Linked DNA regions of Homo sapiens: region 1 is linked to region 2. The links are chromatin loops, found by intact Hi-C in ENCODE. Cell type or tissue: mammary epithelial cell. All regions are shown on one strand.

The links. Peaks named below come from ENCODE experiments on the same cell type or tissue, not always from the same donor. Only the 100,000 strongest peaks of a DNase experiment are listed, where the experiment ranks them.
Region 1: it touches region 2 in a loop (3-fold over the local background); 6 of 110 quality-filtered maps call a loop at or near these places.

What each region holds. Positions count from the first base shown.
Region 1 is chr15:91,693,624-91,696,123 of GRCh38, forward strand. No RefSeq gene overlaps it. Among named protein-coding and RNA genes, the nearest start is that of SLCO3A1, 160 kb to the right of the region's middle. In mammary epithelial cell, no CTCF peak of the experiment used is centred here; a DNase peak (open chromatin) is centred at 1,418; H3K4me3 peaks cover 394 bases; H3K27ac peaks cover 424 bases.
Region 2 is chr15:91,560,702-91,563,201 of GRCh38, forward strand. No RefSeq gene overlaps it. Among named protein-coding and RNA genes, the nearest start is that of CRAT37, 99 kb to the left of the region's middle. In mammary epithelial cell, no CTCF peak of the experiment used is centred here; DNase peaks (open chromatin) are centred at 820 and 1,230; H3K4me3 peaks cover 144 bases; H3K27ac peaks cover 1,740 bases.

The sequences.
Region 1 (2,500 bases), 130 kb after region 2:
ACCACAATTCTTTGTCTCTAAATGCTCGTCTTGACCCCTGCTCTTCCATACCCATAAGCTTATTGTGAAATCGAAGTGGCTTATAAATCCTAAAACAGTGGTTACAGATGAAGTATTTCTGATTCCCTGACATGAACTTGCTATAAAATGAATTCAAAGTCTAGGCAGGACTTACCCTACAAGAATTAGATATCATTCTTTTCAAATTAGGGTAATTTTGGTTTGGATTTAGATGGGTCTTAATTGACTCTTGTATGAATATGTTTCCTATCACATGTTTGAAATTCTCTTTCTTTAGATTAAACAGCATTTTGCTTTTAAAAAATAAAACTGAAAAGCATTTTAGAATAATCACTTTGGTCTTGGTCCTAGCCTATCCATATTTCTGCCTTAAACATTAAAATAGAAAGTATTTGGGGAATAATTAAATTGTATCTGGTGGGATATCTCCCCCCAGTGAGAGAGGAAATGGAACAGGGAGATTTGAAGCAGGCCTAAGAATATAATACTGTGCTGCTGAGCTACAAAAATCCTGCCTGATTTGTAAATTTGCGTTTCCATGGCAACACAAGTGTGTAGTTAAATAATCCTCACTCGTCTAGTACTGAATTCCAGCAACTCTTCCTAAACCTTCATCCTATTCCAATCCCACAGCTGTTGCCATGGAAATGATCAGATAAGATTCAGTCCTAGAGGTAGATGGGCCAACAGTGGGAGCTAGTCCTGGCCTACATATAGCCACTGAAATATTAGGTTTTGCTTTGCTTCCTCCCAATCTTCAAATCACAGAAAGCGGTCGCTTCAAATGAGAGGCTAATTTAGCATGATGTCATGACAATCAGTCTTGGGGTTTGGGCATGTGGAGTAAATGAGGAAAAGTTAACGCCAAAACACTGCTGGGGAATGGAAAAAATCAGAAATGCTTTCCTCTGACTCATTTTTGGAAACTTTCTCCAAGAATCCATTACACCAGGGTATTCTCTCAGGAGGTGGGTGTCCCAGATGCAATTTTCCTAGGCTGGTCCCTGCCCTACCAGGAGGTTAGGTCACACGGGGCCACTCCCCAGGTTTGACAGCCGAGGAGTACCCGTTCGTTCGTTCTGCATTGTTCATGAGGAGTTCTGTTTTTCATAGTTGATGGGAGTTTATAGTGTGCCTCCGGGGTTGACTCTGGCTGTGTCAGCAATGTCTTTAGGACTGACAGAATTTTTCCGTGCCGCTATCAACATCTTTGTATCATGTGCATTCTTGCAAACAGATTGTTTGGGAAGACCTAAAATTTAAATCATTGTTTCTAAGCAATATCCAGAGGATATTTTGTTTACATATTATAGAAAGAAGCAATACTTTGTCTCTTTGAACAGTGTGATCTCATTTATTGTGAAATCTTTGCTGGATACTTCCCTGAAGGGGAGGGGTTAGGCCAGAGTCCAAAGCAATTTTGCCTTTCAGTGAAGCAGATTCCTCGCAGTGTGTGAGCCCTAATATGTCATATGAGAAAAAGACACACCTCACAGTAAAATACGAAATCCCAGTAAAATATGGAAGGGAACTTGAAGTGTCTCTGGAAATCCAATGAGCAGTTTTCAGATGAAGACGCTGAGGCTGGGGTTTCCAATATCTCACGGTTTAGGACTCATGGGTTTTTCTCTGGACTCCCCCTCATGCTGCCACTGCTTTAGGGAAAGATCCAATAGGTACAGCTATCTTTATTTTTATTCTCCTTTTTCCTGGACAGCTCCAGCAGAGTTCCTATAGTGTGGTTCTTATTATTTCCTCTTGGAAGCTTCAGTCATATATGCTAGACACTGTTTCATAAATTTTCACATGCCTATAATTTGTTCAATAAACACTCGCTGAGTTAATATATATATTACATGATTTAAGGTATCATTGGAGTGTGATATAGCTTGGATTCATGTCCCCAACCCAATCTAATGTTGAAATGTAATCTCCAGTGTTGGGGGTGGGGCCCGGTGAGAGCTGATTGAATCGTGGGGGCTGATCCCTCATGAATGGTTTAGCACCGACTCGTTGGTGCTGTCCTCGCAATAGTGAGCGAATTCTGGTGAGAGCTGGTTGTTTAAAGGTGGGTAGCAACTTCTCTCTCTCTTGTTCCGCCACATGAGATGCTTGGTCCCCCTTCAACTTCTGCCGTGATTGGAAGCTTCTTGAGGCCTCCCCAGCAGCGGACGCCTGTATTCTACTTCTTGTACAGCCTGCAGAACCATGAACCAATTAAACCTCTCTTCTTTATACATGACCTAGTCCCAAGTATTTCTTTATAGCCATGTGAGAATGGTTTAACACACAGTGTTTGGAGTAAGAAGCTGCTATCAACGTGTTCATATTGACCTTGTTCCATGTGGCTCCTCTCACCATAGTGACAGAGCGATAAGGTGGCAGCTTCTAGGACCTGCTTAGACGTACTCTCTGAGCAAGTTGTATGTTTTAGGTGGTAAAGGTTATGACTTTCAATGACACGGAGTAGAATTTGCTC
Region 2 (2,500 bases):
GAAAGGACTAAGGGAAGGAGCTATTCAGAAAAACACAGGTGCGTGCACACACACTCAGACATATACACAGATGTACTTAGACAGACTGAAAAGATACTGGAAGAAAGTATAGTGATGTTGTAATCCCAGCACTTTGGGAGGACCATGATGTCAGGAGATCGAGACCATCCTGGCTAACACGGTGAAACCCCGCCTCTACTAAAAAATACATAAAATTAGCTGGGCATGGTGGCATGTGCCTGTAGTCCCAGCTGTTTGGGAGGCTGAGGCAGGAGAATTGCTTAAACCCGGGAGGCAGAGGTTACAGTGAGCCGAGATTGCGCCATTGCACTCCAGCCTGGGTGACAGAGTGAGACTCCATCTAAAAAAAAAAAAAACAAAACAAAAAAGTATAGTGATGAATGTGTTAGCCACAGTTCTGGATTATGGAATTACTGGGGATATATAATCACATGTTGTTTACTGTACTTGTCCCAGTATTAAGCACTTTGCCTTTTTATACACAGAAGTGATAAGACTTCACTAACACTAGTTTGTTATTGTAAATAAAAGGGGGATTGAAAGCTTTGGCAGAGGTAGAAGAGTTCCAGGCAGTAAGAGAATCGTGGGTGCTCTGTGATCCTCAGAGAAGACTTCTGGCAGGTCAGAAACAGATTGCTTTAATGGCGTAAATGAATGGTCACTCAGCGATGGGGAATAGCAGCTCCTGGAAAGGGCTACAAGGTGCTGCCAAACCGCTGCCCCTTCTTGTTTCACCTCCAGTTTATTCTAAGCAGGGGCACGTGTTTTTCTCTTTTGGTCTTGCTATTCTCAGTCTTGGATTACACATCTCTTCTGACTCATTCATCCATTCAAGCTCAGTTGAGAAAGGTTTTAAACCTCTTCCTCTGACAAAGAATCCTTTATTTAAATATGCCTCCTACCCACGAGAAACAAAGCAGGATTCAGTTACCAAGTATTCCAAAAGCCATTGTTTTCTAAGCGTTTGTCATGTGCGCACATTATTTTATTTCATTTAATAAATTCTGGGTTGCCATTCCAAATTTCAGATGAGGAAATGAAGACATGGAAAAGTTGTGTAACTTGTGGAAAATCATACGGCTTGAAATGACCTAACTGGGATTTGAACGGAAGTTGGTTCCAAGCCCATGACCTCGAAAAGGGAGGGCCTAATACTGCCACATCATAGCTATGTTGTTTTCAGCAAGTCATCTCCACCTGAGTCATAATTTTCTCGACTGTAAAGTCAGAATATTTATACATCCCACCAGCCTGTTGCACTGGCTCTTGGCAAGTTCTATAAGATGACACACAGAAAGGAACTCTGTTCATAATGGATCATGCCTGCACACGTGTGATATTTTGTCCACAGACTGAGCCTCTAGGAGACTGCCTACAGAGTTTGGAGGCACATCCAGTAAAGCTGGAATGCTAGGAAATTCAGGGGGTTGCACAATAGGAGGAAGGGGTAAAATGATGATACTAATAGACTGAGTCTGCAGGTGTGGGTTGGTAAGATGCTAGGCAGAGTCTGGGCAAGGTCAGGTGACCAACTGTCCTGACCTGGCCCAGGACTTGGGGATTTCTAGGGAAGTAGGAATTTCTGTGCTAAAACTGGGAAAGTCCTGAGCAAGCCAAGATGAATTCACTTGGGGAGCTTTGAGGACCAGGCAGCTCGATAGTGACACCATCCATATCTCATAGGTGCCAGCCCCTTCTTTGGCCCTTTTGGAAGAGCAGAGAAAAGCGTGCATTTCCAGAAATAATGAGAGATCAAGGAACCACACTCAGAGAGAACTGTAGTGATTCTCCCCCAAACTCATAGCACCCTGAAAGTGGACTCTTCAGAAGTTTCCTCAGGTCACAAGCCCGTGGCCATCCATTTGGGACATAACACTCAGTCTTTTCCAGGGAGGAGGGGAGGGCTCAGTTGGGAGTCAGAAGCCAAGAGAGCAGGCATTTCGAAGTTTGCACACAGCCTTGCATTTGAATGCTGTCCCTCTGCTAATTCACACTTTCCTTAAAATGCACGCTTTTCCATAGGGTTCCTATGCCTTCCTGACTAGTGAGTTCTTGAGCTCTCCCGTCTTTCTTGTGTGGTAATGTTCAGGCAGGACTGAATACCCAGAGTGGACCTGGTGCAGAAAAAGCTGTGACTCCTACCCCAGCCCACAGTATTCCTATTTAGAAAATTCTGCAATCTTATTTTGACACTCCCCAGCTCTCCATGTGAGAGCCAAATTGCCTGGGTTCACATCCTGCTGTTACAAGTTCTTGCCAACTGTGTCCCAGTAAGCAAGTTACTTCATCCTCCTTCCCTATTTTTCTCATTAGTAAAATCAGGGTGATAATTATGATACCTAATATAATTGGTAGTGTGAGGATTAAATAAATTAATACATGCAACGTGCTTAGAACAATGTCTGGAAGCTAGTAAGTACTCAGTAAGTATTAGTGTTTATCAGTTTTTTACCTACCTACTCATTGCACTAGGGTGGTA